Linked DNA regions of Mus musculus: region 1 is linked to region 2. The links are chromatin contacts, found by Hi-C in ENCODE. All regions are on one chromosome and are shown on one strand. Each heading gives the region's core, a stretch centred on a gene start or an enhancer-like site at or near the end of the contact. The rest is flanking DNA. Distances are from core to core; before and after follow the strand shown.

The links. A loop is a pair of places that touch in the nucleus more often than their neighbours do.
Region 1: a map of gastrocnemius shows a loop between it and region 2 (6-fold over the local background). The contact joins the promoter of Rap2b here to the promoter of Tsc22d2 in region 2. A Hi-C loop is called at or near these places in 2 of 37 maps with a recorded cell type or tissue (T-helper 1 cell and gastrocnemius).

The regions. Positions count from the first base shown.
Region 1 is chr3:61,362,416-61,368,560 of GRCm38, reverse strand. Rap2b (RAP2B, member of RAS oncogene family) reads right to left here and starts at 4,054. Exons shown (of 1, transcript NM_028712.4): 1 at 1-4,054. The coding sequence starts at 3,504. The coding sequence ends at 2,953.
Region 2 is chr3:58,412,374-58,418,683 of GRCm38, reverse strand. It overlaps Tsc22d2 (TSC22 domain family, member 2), which reads right to left and starts at 3,964. Exons shown (of 4, transcript NM_001081229.2): 1 at 1,071-3,964. The coding sequence starts at 2,995.

The DNA.
Region 1 (6,145 bases), core at 2,805-5,304, 2.9 Mb before region 2:
TTCCTAGCCAAATAAACTGTCACCCTTAACATTACCTTCTTAAAGCAAGAAAGCAAAAACAAAAAGGCCAAGAGACAAATGTCTATGTTGCCATGAAAATAACAGTCGCAAGCCAAACAACTCAGGGCTCCATTTTCCTGCAGCAGCTTTAATTGTACAATCCAAAAGCATTTATTTTACAGTACTCAGTAGAAACATGTTTTCAAAAGCCTGCCCTGCCTTCCATGACCTCTGGGAAGCCTCTGGAGAGGTGATTAATGCACCAACAATCTAGATCACTGTCCACCTTCAAGTATTTTCTGAGCTATATACTTGGCAACACTTTTGTTCAAAGCCTTCCAAATCATGAGAAGAGGGCCACCATAAGCATTTTTTTAAAAAGCAACCCCTCCAACAGTGCTTGACACATCTTCAAAATGCGTCAACACTTTAAATGTGCAACACTTTCATCGACCTAAGCAAATACACTCGTTCAAATGTTAAGAATGAATTCTTGTAAAAACATTATTTTTCAATTTGTATACTTGGAAGCAGAATCACATCTGACACTAATGGAGATGTGAGATCCGAGTTGGAGAATAAACAAAGGCCAGGACAGGCAAAATGTTCTTCCTGCCCACGAAATGATGAGATGCAACTTGGATGGAGAAAAAAAAAAATTAAGGCAATATATATTGTTATAGCTTTAAAGAAACCTGTGATCTCTTTTGGCTTTGCCAAGGGAGTAAATTCCTTAGTTAAGACTCTTCAGACATCAGCTTTGCCTCAGGAACCTGTGGTATTATATCTTATAGATACTTTGTTATTCTGTAAAGATTATTGTACTGGAGAGCCCAAGCAAAATACAAATAAAACACCAACACACATTGCCTCCTACTTTTAAAAACTGTTGTGGGCAAATAGAAGGAGAGCAAGGGAATCCTCTTCGTCTTGTTTACTTTTTGTTCTCAATCTTTGATTTGGTTCCAAATAAAAACTTTGGAAGGGTTGAAATAACGGCTAGAATAATTGTATTCCATCCATACGTTGTAGAGGGCAGGGTGTGTGAGATCAAAGTTAAGATCACTTCTGACTCGGTGTGGGACATAAACAGACAACATCAAACCAAGACAAATAGAAAGTGCCCCTGTTAGTTATTCTGCCAGGTCCACTTTGCTTTCCCAGGCCTAAGAGGGTGTTACTAGCTGGGGGTGGGGGGGGAGTCGGGGAGGGGGGGACTTGCCCCTTTGCTATCAACAGTAAAGTTCATTACTCTTCTTCAGCAGAGCAGTGCTTCCTCATCTGGACAGTCAGATGCCCTGGCCATACCCTGTGAGTCTTAGGCCTTGATACTTTTCTCCACTTTTAAAGACTTGGAAACATTGTTACCCAATTTTTCATAGAAATAATCCTATCTTCAAATTTTGACACATAACTCAAAAGGCATCATGGACCTGGCCCGATCCACCTCCCCGCCTGGCACCATATTCACGGAGACTGTAAATCACTGAATATGAAACACAAAACCACAAATAGTTTGGGGTTTCTTTAAAAATGACAGTTGTATTAAAAGTCTTAAAATGAAGAGACAGTGACTAAATGAGTGGAATTAAAAGTTACAACTTGTTAAAATTCTTTTGGTACATCACAATAAAATTTTGCTCTTTGCCTCTGGAGGAACACCCTGTAACAGATAACAGACATTTCGAAAACAACAGAAAAGGAGAGCTAAAACCTGAAATTAGAACAAAATGAAGGGGGAAAAAATTCAAGACTTATGGACTTAACATTGAAAAAAAAAGCTAAAATTAATGAAGCAATTCACGGAATAACAGGTCCTATTCATCCTGGCTCTTTCAGGAAGATGCTTAAAGTAGTTTTGGGGAAAGCAGAACAGCAGATTCTGGGACATGGTGGGAATTCACAGGTTGGCACCGGCTGGAACAGCTGAGTTTGAAGGCACTCTGCAGACACAGGGGTGCTGGGCGCCCTGAATCACATTTACGAAGTCTTTGTATTGTATTTTTAAAAGCTAGTCAGCAAAATCTGTCACTGCCAACCACAAAAAAAAAAAAAAAAAAAAAAAAAAGCTATACTTACACTCATACACACACACACACACAATAGCACACACAAAAAATGTGCAGATTTGTAACATTTTTCACAGCTGATTAAAAAAAAATACTACCATTCTCCCCCCAGACTCCCCTTTGATACAGTAGGTAATCAAAATAGATTTTTTTTCCCCACAAATATCAGCAGACACTTCCTGGCACCCCACACTGTATTGGCATCAGTGTTAAACAGTCCCAGTTCACATGTGCAATACTTCAGATTGGATACACTGTAACAAGAACCCAACTTTGCATAGACATCCTCAGAATCGTAATCAGTCCCTGGGTTGCCCTTCCAAGCTGGCAGAAAAGGAACCCCTGGTCTTAATTTCTAAATAATCCTGGAAAACAAGGAAAAAAAGTTTCGTCCCCTCTTCTGGCTCCTTCATATGATTTTCTTGGACCTCTTTCCTTGTGTTAAAACTTGGAACTATGAACAGTTGCTCAGGGGAACCCTCCCCCACTGCCTCCTTCCCCTTCACTTCCTCTGCTTCGCCACCCCCATTTTTTTTTTTTCAGGTTTGAAACTTTTGCTTGCCGGTGTCAAGCAGCCAATACAGAGCCTTAATGGCTATTTAAACGGGGAAATATGCATGAACCAAAATCAACGAGGAACGTACACGCTGTATAGAGCCATTTTTCCACCGGGGTCTCAGATGCTCTGCAACGTACACCCTCTCAGACCCTGGCTGAAGGCTGGGGATGCTGGCTACACAAGTCAGCCAGGTTCCTCGGACATCCCAGCCAAGACAACAAAGTCGTCTCCAATCTCAAAGCAAGAAGACAATCACATTAAGAGAATCGGGTGCGTTTGGCTTTGTGCACAGAGCGTGGCCAGCGCCCGGCGGCAGACGGCGCCTCACAGGATCACGCAGGCCGAGCAGCAGCCCTCGTCGCCGTTGGGCTGTGCCGCGTAGTTCATCTGCCTCACGATCTCTGCGAATAGCTCATCCACTGAGGCTTTGTTTTTGGCCGATGTCTCCATGAAGGGGCAGCTCCACTCCTCGGCCAGGGCCTTACCCTCGCCATAGGAGACCTCACGTTCACCCTCCAAGTCCACCTTGTTGCCTACCAGGATCATGGGTACGCGCTCGTACCGCTTCACGCGGATGATCTGGTCCCGCATGGGCTTGATGTCCTGGAAGCTCTGCTGGTTGACCAGGCTGTAGACGAGAATGAAGCCCTGGCCATTCTTGATGTACAGGTCCCGCATTGAGGCGAACTGCTCCGTGCCCGCGGTGTCCAAGATCTCCAGCACCGACGGCGACGAGTCCACCTCGATCTCCTTGCGGTAAAAGTCCTCGATGGTCGGGTCGTACTTCTCGATGAAGGAACCTGTTACGAACTGCACGGTGAGCGCGGACTTGCCCACGCCGCCCGAGCCCAGTACCACCACTTTGTACTCTCTCATGGCTCCGTCGGCGCCCTCGTCGCGCCTGCCGCGGCCCCGTCGGGGCTGCGCGCCGGGGAAGGCTGGGCTGGGCGGACGGGTGGACTTCTCCCCTTCCTCAACTTCGCAGGAAAAACCCCGGCGAGACTAGCCCGGTAGCACGGGCTCGCCAACAGACTAGCAGAGCCCCGCGCCAGGCCGACCGGCAGCGGGGGCGCGTCCCTAGGGCGCGGGTCCCGGGCCCCGCAGCAGCCCTGTCGGAGGACCCTGAGGACAATGCGCGCAGCCGGAGCAAGACAACGGCTGGAGCTCTTCGCCCCGGCAGCCTGGGAGGGCCGGGAGGAGGTGGCGGCTGGTTGCAGAGGCGGCTGCTAATTGGGCGTCCGGCTGAGACACGCGTGGCATGAGTCCCCGCGGAACGTGCGTCCAGCTCCGCGACCCATCACTCTCTCTCCTCTGTCTCCCGCAGCCTCCGCTGGGCGAGGGCTTCCTACTCGCCGCGCGCAGCCCAGCCCTCCCCGCCCAGCCGAGCATGCCCAGTACGTCGCCCGCGGTGCCCCGCCCGAACTCCGCTCCAGCTTTTCCGCCGCATCGGGAGGGGGCGTGACAGAGGGTGTGGCAAACAGGGGCTGGGCGGGGCAGGGCGGGGCGGCGCGAATCTTGGAACTGGGCAGTCTTGCTTGTGTGTGCTTGTAAGTGGAAAGCTCGCCAAACCGAAGTCACCTCGGTCGGGGCTGTGCGGCTGCCGGCCTCCTATGGGGACAGCAGGCAGCAGCTGGCTGCGACCTCTTCGTCGGCTTGCGCTGTTAAAGGATAGACACTTGTCCCCGAACTCAGGCTGCTGCGCGCCTCTCAGGATCGTACACTTGCAGGGCATTTTTCAGGCCCCGGAAGGTAGCAGAGGTTCGTGCTCCCACTTGGCCCGGTGTTCCTCAGTTTCCCACGAAGAACTCGACCTGAGTCCCTGTCCGGACAAGGAGTTAGGGCTGGGAATCTGTGGAGAGCTGCAGCCTTCAGGGCAAGAGTTGCGGGGTCATCCTACGTCTCCCCCCTCCCCAACACCCCTTTGGTTAGAGCCAAAATATGGCTTGTGGATCGAGCCCCGTGGCTCCCGCACCGAGTCAGGGCATGCTCAGTCGGAGGAGCAGGTTTGGGGCTTGCAAGTAGGAAGGTTTCGCACCGCACACCCACACGCCAGCTCAAATTACCTCTCCCAGACTCCCAACTCATTGGCCCCAGGATGTGAGTCTCACACCCCCAAATGTTTTTCCATTGGCTGTTGCTGAGGTTTTGTCGCTTTAGACAGCTTCATTGGCTGCAAAGTCGCCTCCGCTCAGGATTGGTTATTTATAGAGATTGAGTGGAGAGGCGGAGGCCCAGCTGTTCCTTCTCCACTGCTCCCCGCCCCCTTCCACCCACTGCCCGGGCCTGTGCATCTGAAGCTGAGAGGGGAAAAGAAGGAATTTAGGTGGAGTGCTCCAAACTAAATATAGTCCTTTGTTGGTGTTCAGGAGGGAGTCTGACTTCTTTAAGCCCAGTCACGACCGTCCCTTAAAGAGAGCAACTAGAGCTCATTGCTGCTCCCCGTCTTTAAGAAACCCTGAAGTTCCTAACTTGATCTTAGCAGGAAGAAGGCTGGGATGAGCAATGAGCCACCGCAAGTTCGTGGCATCAGGGGAGGTGGGGCTGCCCGGGCTTGCCTCTTCCCAAAGCTCTGTTTGGTGGGGAGGGCAGTCTCAAGACTTGGCTCCGCTCAGTTGCACGGCGATGTGAGGTGACGCCTGGACTTGTCCCGAGTCTCTCTAGATCCTTGCTAGGAGAGATGTCGAGACCTGTCTGTGTACTGCACTGGCAGCGGGAGCCCGGGGGCACAGAGGGGTGGGGATCGGCTTTGTGTCGAGTCAACCAGGGTTAAGTAGCCAGGCTTGCTATCCCCCTGCCACTAGCCTCTGCTTTAAACGTCCTCACGGAAGGAAGAACCGAGCAGTGTTGCTTTTGGTTCCAAGTCACAGCGGTACTTAGGGCTCCATTTGGGAGTGAACCTGCTCCAGATTCTTGGCTGCGGCCCCGAGTGTCCACAGCCGCAAGTACCTGCCAGCAGAGCCAGGCAGAACCTCAGTATAATCCTGTGCCTTACTAAGGTGAAGTGCTTTCTCTCTGCCTTGGCTCTGCCTTTTAGTGGAGGAAGGGTTTTCATGGTCGACTACTGACTGCTTCGATATAATTATGCTTATATAATTCTTCAGAGAATTATCTCTGAAGCAAAACTTTAATATAGCCGGCTAGAACCCTGCCAACATTCTGCCAGTGTTTAATGCCTGCCAAGTGTTTTGCATGCACTATCTCAATTACCCCTTATAATAATAATTACTTATATGCCCATTTTAAAGATGAAGAAACTGAGGCTCCCAGGTGTTCAATAGCTTGCCTAAGAGTGGCAGAGCCAGGATTACAACCTAGGTGTTTGATTGTATAGCACTCAAAGGGCTAGTGTGCTTTCCCACAAAATTATCCCCAGCTTTTCTTCTCATGTAGAATTTCGTAATATAATCAGAGATGGACCCTCTGCTATGACCGTGCTTTGCACTCTTCTTGTGGAGATGACATCTCTCTGGAAGGCGCTTCCTCATCTACATTATGGCTCCAAGGGATGGAGACTCTG
Region 2 (6,310 bases), core at 2,715-5,214:
TGAGTCTAAAATGCTGAAGAGAAGCTTTATTATTTCATGGTAGTCTTCTACATAACTAACGATTCTAGATCATACCAAATTCTGACCCTTTTAGCTCCTAAAATTAACCTCTCTCAAAAACATACAATGTAAGAAGATACCCAACTCTTTCCCTGTAATTTTTAATGTAGTGTTAAACTGCAATTAAGTTTTTAACAAGGTTGGAATTATGTAATGTCAAAGGTCTATGTGACAGCTCCTAAAGAACAAACCAAAAAACCCCCTACAATTCCTAAGTAGGCCACAACCAAACACCACCACTATTGAATAGTGTAGTAATACACTAATTTTTACCTAAACTATTAAAAAAGCAATCCTTACACTCTAGGTAGAGGGAGTTGGTTACAGACATTTCAAAACTCTAGTTTTTACTACTGTTTAAGCATTCCACACCTCCCTTTCCTACACTAAAGACTGATAGGAGAACATCCATTTTCCCAGTACTTTTTCTTTGCTTTTTTTCCTCTTTTGCTTAAACAAAAATATTATCTTTGAAAAGTTACTGGGAATTCTCACGACCCCCTTCTATAGACTCACTTAGGGATAGTCAAAGCTAGACTTCACATTTTATCATTCTCTCCAGTCTTCCAAATTCACTGATGGAGACTGCTTCTATTCCATCACTTCCCTGCCCCCAGGAAAAGGCTTTCTGGTTTTCAGTCTTACCAACTCAGGCAAAACTCTACCATAAACATTAAAAAGTAATTTACTACCTTAGAAAGGGACCCTCTTTCTTACTGAAGGGGGGGGGGGCAATACCAGCTCTCATCTTCAAACTATTAAGCTGAAATACATCAATCATGTTGAATCACTATCCATTTAATTGCTTAAAAAGAAAACAAAAACAAAACAACAACAACAAAAATCCCGTGACTTTTGTCTCCTTACTTCAAAACTTTGAATTGATTTTTACCAAATTTAAGTTTTAAAAATAAAGACCCTAAGTGGAAACAAACTCCCCAAACTGCATCTTAAGATATTTGGGGCAAGCAACTCTATCAGATATTCAAAATTTAAAAAAATGTACATACCTGTCTTCATCACCATCAACAGGAATAGCTATGCTGAATACAGAGGTGGCCAGACTGTTCATAGGTGTTAACTGAAGAGGGTTTGTCAGGGCATCTGCAACTGGAGGCTTCACAACAGGCTTACTTTCAGCAATGAGAGAAAGTGGTGCTTGAGGTAGGGGTTCTGATTTTCTTCTAGTATCGTCAACTTGCCCGACTAAAGGCTGGGTCTGAGTCTGAAACTGGCTTAGGTCAGACTGTGGTAGACTTGTTGGTGCACTGTGTGTGCCTTGAGCTAAGGGTGAACCAACTTGCTGGATGACGCTGCTGCTCCGGCTGACTGGCGTATGGCTGCTCAGCTGCTGAGACTGGCCCAGAGGCGCGGGTACATTTGGCATAGTAACAGAAGTGGTGGGCACACTAGGCACGCTTGGAACGGGTACCGCTGCAGGCACGTTTGGAACTCCGGGCACCACGGTGTGAGGACCACCAGGCACGGCTGGCAGCTGACCACTGCCACCCATCTGCTGCGGAGGCTGCACGGGCTGGGGCTGCCCAACCCCAGTAAGCCCGGAGCCTGGCTGCACCACGCCTCCTAGAGCAGCTGGGGCCACTCCGGCCGGCTGACAAGGAGCGGCCTGGCCTACAGGAACCGGACCCGGGGCCACAGCTTCACTGGGCTGGGCGGAGGCGCCCATCATCTGGGCACCCAAGGAGGAGACGCTCTGGCCAGACCCCAGAGGAAAGCTGGCCGCGGAAGCAGAGGTGGCGCTAGCGCTGGTAGACAAGGGCTGCGCAGGGCTTGGCGGCTGCAGGGCCACGTGCGGCGGCAGGTACTCACTCTGGCCGGATGGCTGCATCGGCAACAAATGCCCGGGTGGTATCTGAGGCTGGGGATAGGCGAACTGCTGTGACAACGAGGAGCCGCCGGCCGGGCCGGGCTGAGCTGCCAGGGCCACAGGCTGCGCCAGGTTGACATTCGGCGGCGGCGGCAGCCCCTGACCGACAGGCCCGGGGAGGGCGCCTCCGGCCACGGCTCCCTGGAGCTGGGTTGGCTGAACGGCTGCTGTCATTGGCTGCGGCCCGGTCGCCGCTCCCGGGAACGGCGGCAGCGACGCCGAACTTGGAGCCACAGCCCCACCTACGGGCGGTGGAGGCTGCGGCTGCCCGACGCTGAAACTCTGCGGCTGGGCGAGAGTGGGCTGGCTCATTTTCTCCGACGGGGGTAGCTGTGACACAGCAGTCAAGGAGCTGTCAGTTCCCGAGTCCAGCCCGTGCGCCCCCTGCATGGAGGCCACCACCACCACCACCGACCCTCCGGTGGCTCCCAGGCCGCTGTCCCGCTCCGCAGTCTGCTCCAAAGTATTGCTGTGTCTAATGCAATCCCCGGACCTGGTGAGGACGCTGCTATCCGAATCCCGCTCGTAGTATTCCATACACGTCCATCGGCCGCGCCGGTACGGCTCCCCGCTCCCGTGGTCTAGTTTGATCACGCGGAAACGCGAACTACAAGTGGCAGGGGGCTGAGATGGAGTTGCACTACTCGGCCCAGGAGTGGACACCGAAGCGGCGGCCGCCGCCAGGGTCTGGGCGAGTGCCCCCGCCACGCTCCGGGCCGACACGCCACCGCCGCCTCCGTTGGCGGGCGCAGCTGAAGCGGCTGCCAGCTGCCCATCCAGGATGAGGTTCGGGGACACGGTCCCGGGAGTTTCCGCATCCCCGACATTGTTGAGCGTCTCTTCCGAGGAGCTACGCTCGCACACCTCCTCCGGGCCGTAATCCGTGGCCCGGGAAACGTCGAAGATCTCGGAGGACACGTCCTCCGTGCGCGACTCGTCCGGGTCGTCCAGGCTCTCGGTGTCCTCGGTGATGCTGGTGGCCACCTGAGCCGTGGTGACACTGGTGATCTGGAAGCAGCTCTTCTTCTTGGCCGGCATCTTGGACATGGTGGAAGAGGCTGGAGGGCAGAGGCTCCTCTGGGACCCCACCGGAAACCGAGAAGGGCCGAGCACGGGCCCCCAAAGACAAAGTCCGAGTTCGCGCCTGGGTCTACGGCCCACGCCGCCAAGTCACGGGCTGCTCTGGGCGCCGGCGTCTCGGCGCGACATCCTCCTCCTCCCTCCTCACCTCCCGCGGCAGGGGTGCCTCAATTCAACTCCTCAGCGACGGCCCGAGCGTGGTCCAGGGGCGGGCCGGCTGCTCCAACAGCTCAGCCTCCGCGGTCAGTCCAGCCCGGCGCTCGGCGCGGTCAGCAGGCCCGGCTGGGGGTGGAGCGCAGGGCGCAGGAGGCGGCGGCGGCGGCGTGAGGGGCGGTTCTGCCCCGCTCGGGCTCTCCTGGCCGGGTCCCGCGGCTGCTCCCGCGCGGCGACGCGGAGGAAGAAGGCGGAGCGGCGAGGCCGGGACCGGCGCTTCCTGACGGACGGGGCTGGAGGTCCGCGGCGGGAGGCAGCCCTCCGTCCCGGGCTCTAGCCCGAGCGCAGTCCGGGGGCCATGCCGGCGGTGGCGGCGGAAGCCCGCTCGGGGGCGGGGAAGGCCGGCAGTCTGGCCTCCCTCAGGGAGCCACCCGCGGCGGCGGCGGGCCCGGCCTCCTCGCGGCTCTGAGGCGCGTGAGGGGCGGCGGCGGCGGCTGAAGGAACGGCAAGCGAGCGGAGGTGCTCGGCGGCGTGAGGGGAACCGGTGGCGGCGCCTTCCGCTTCTCCGCGGCGCGGCCGGCTCGGAGACTCCGGAGGGAAAAAACAAAACAAAACAAAACAGAAATTCAAACTGCTGAAGCAGCGGCTGCAGCTCCCTCCACTCGGCCAAGATGGGGCTGAAATGGCCGCGCCAGGGATGCTGGGAGGAGCAGCAGCCCCGCAGCCGCTGCCGCCGCAGACTAAAATGCCGCCGCTGCCGCAGCCACCGCCAGCGCCGCAGCCGCCGCCGTTCCGTGACGCGCCGGCGTCGTGACGTCACCGCCCCGCCCCCTCCGGTTTCCTGCGGCTTCGCGTGGAGGCTTGAGGGGGGTTCGTGGGCGGGGCCAAGGGGGTAGAGAAAAGGGAGCGGGTTCTTTTATTTAAAAAATTTTTAAATTTAAATTTCCACACTGCAGGTTCACTAGGAGAGGAAAAGCCAGAAGACGGTTTTAATTTGTAAGCCTGGGGCATCGCATGGTTTAGGGCCGGCGTGTGGCGATCCTGGATGACTGGAGGTCATGTGCTCGGTCTAATGTTTAGCATAGTCTTAGAGGAACCTGGGCGATAGGGGAAAAAAGTAGGGCGATCCAGCTGCCGAAGAGGTGCATAGCTGGAGAAAGCGAACCGGGTTAAAAGTCCTGAAAATATATGTTAACTAGGATAGTGGGAGAAGTGAGATTTAAGAGAAACGAGGGTGACTAACACAGAACATCAAGCCAGACTGAGTTAGAAAGATGATCTTTCAGACAGAAATTCTGTCTATAAAAAGCGGCGGCGACAGGGATGGTTACTTGCCCAAAGTAAAGTCGGTTTCGAAAAAGATTAGGAGTTAATAACATATTCCAAATTTTCACTTGTTGTGGTTCAAGGCTGGAAGAGTTCATTTAAACTTTCGAGACGTTGAACATGAAATCTGCTTATAGGTTCCAACGTTGAAAAGCCTACAGTGTTAAATAAGTGTAGCTCTTTTGATTGTTCTAAGGCTCCTGTTAGAGCCATGTTGTTCTTTGGTTTGCTTTGGATCATGCACAGTAAGAGAATACCTTTTTCTTCCACTACTAAGTCAGACAGCAGCTCTGAAAGTGCCACTGAATTTTTCCATCTTGTAGCTACTTCCCAATCAAAATCGAGTCTTGTTGTTATGAGACCTCTTGTAGCCCAGGCTACTTACTTAAACCAAAGTGGCCTTGAACTTGTAGTGAGCTTCCTGCCTCTGCCTCCCAAGTGCTGGCAAGTGTCTCCACATTGGGAGAGTGAGGATGTTATTTTAAACACCGACCACTCTTGAACTCTTGACACATGAAAACAACTCTAAGTTAGCTAAAATCTGAGAAGTTTTGCTGGAAATTAAGATGTCAGATTTGTTGCAGCTTTTAGAGATCATATCAGGCTGACTCGTTTAAAGTAGTTTACTCAGTTCTCTAATCTTTAAAGAACTCTTTGATCCAAAAACGGATTGAAAATTAAAATTTACACAACACTTTCTAGGTATTTAGCTGTAATGTATGGAGATAGATATTTTAAACTCAATAGAAACTGTCCTTCAAACCCAAGTGACAGAGGTCAGTATATAAACCAATACCTCACAGTAACATCCCTGCTTCTTGAGGGGGGCAGAAGAAAAAAGAAAATAAGTGTTACATGCTGGTGTTATTGTGGCCGAGATAGCTGAGGGAATGCTTCATTTCTAAATCTATAATTTCAGTAATTTCTCAAGACAGTACGTAGAAATAATTGGCTTGTTAATCCAATGTGAATTTATAAGAGATTATTTTAATGCTGATGTTAAAATTAATTATCAGTGGGTATTGTTGACCATAGGAGTTTCAGAAAAATAAAAACCACATGCTTGATCGTGACATTACATTATCTTATTAAATTTCCTTTTCTGATTATTAGGGTGGTATTCTTCAGCCACACGTTAAAGGGGGAAGAGTAATCTGTAAGTGTTCATTCTTTTTGGTTTTTTTTTTTTTTTTTTTGTTTTTTCGGGACAGGGTTTCTCTGTATAGCCCTGGCTGTCCTGGAACTCACTTTGTAGACCAGGCAGGCCTCGAACTCAGAGATCCACCTGCCTCTGCCTCCCAAGTGCTGGGATTAAAGGCGTGCGCCACCACGCCCGGCTGTAAGTGTTCATTCTAACAACAGGTGGAATCTACCATGACATGAAAGTAAACATAAAACTAATTTGAAGAAATGGGAACAACATTTCTGCTACAAAGGGAGTAGAAAATGTTAACAAGACATTTTAGGATTATAAAGTTTGAATATTTAGATGTTTCGTGAAATGTGTGTATGTGTTTAACTGTTTTCTTGAAAATAGCATTTTCCAAACATTTAAAGATCCTACTTTTGTATATTTTCCCTTTAAAAAAAATGTAGAACTCGTGAAGTTGAGACAGATGGATCACTTGAGCCCGGGAAGTTCAGGCCAGTCACCTCTCCACCTCATTGATACCCTGTTTCTTAATAAGCAAGCAAACCCTAGGTAAAAAAAAAAAAAAAAAAAAAAAAAAAAAAAAAAAAAAGGAAAAGAAAAATGAAGAGAATTTTATACTTTAGACTGTTGGGGAGAAATGAAAAGAATTC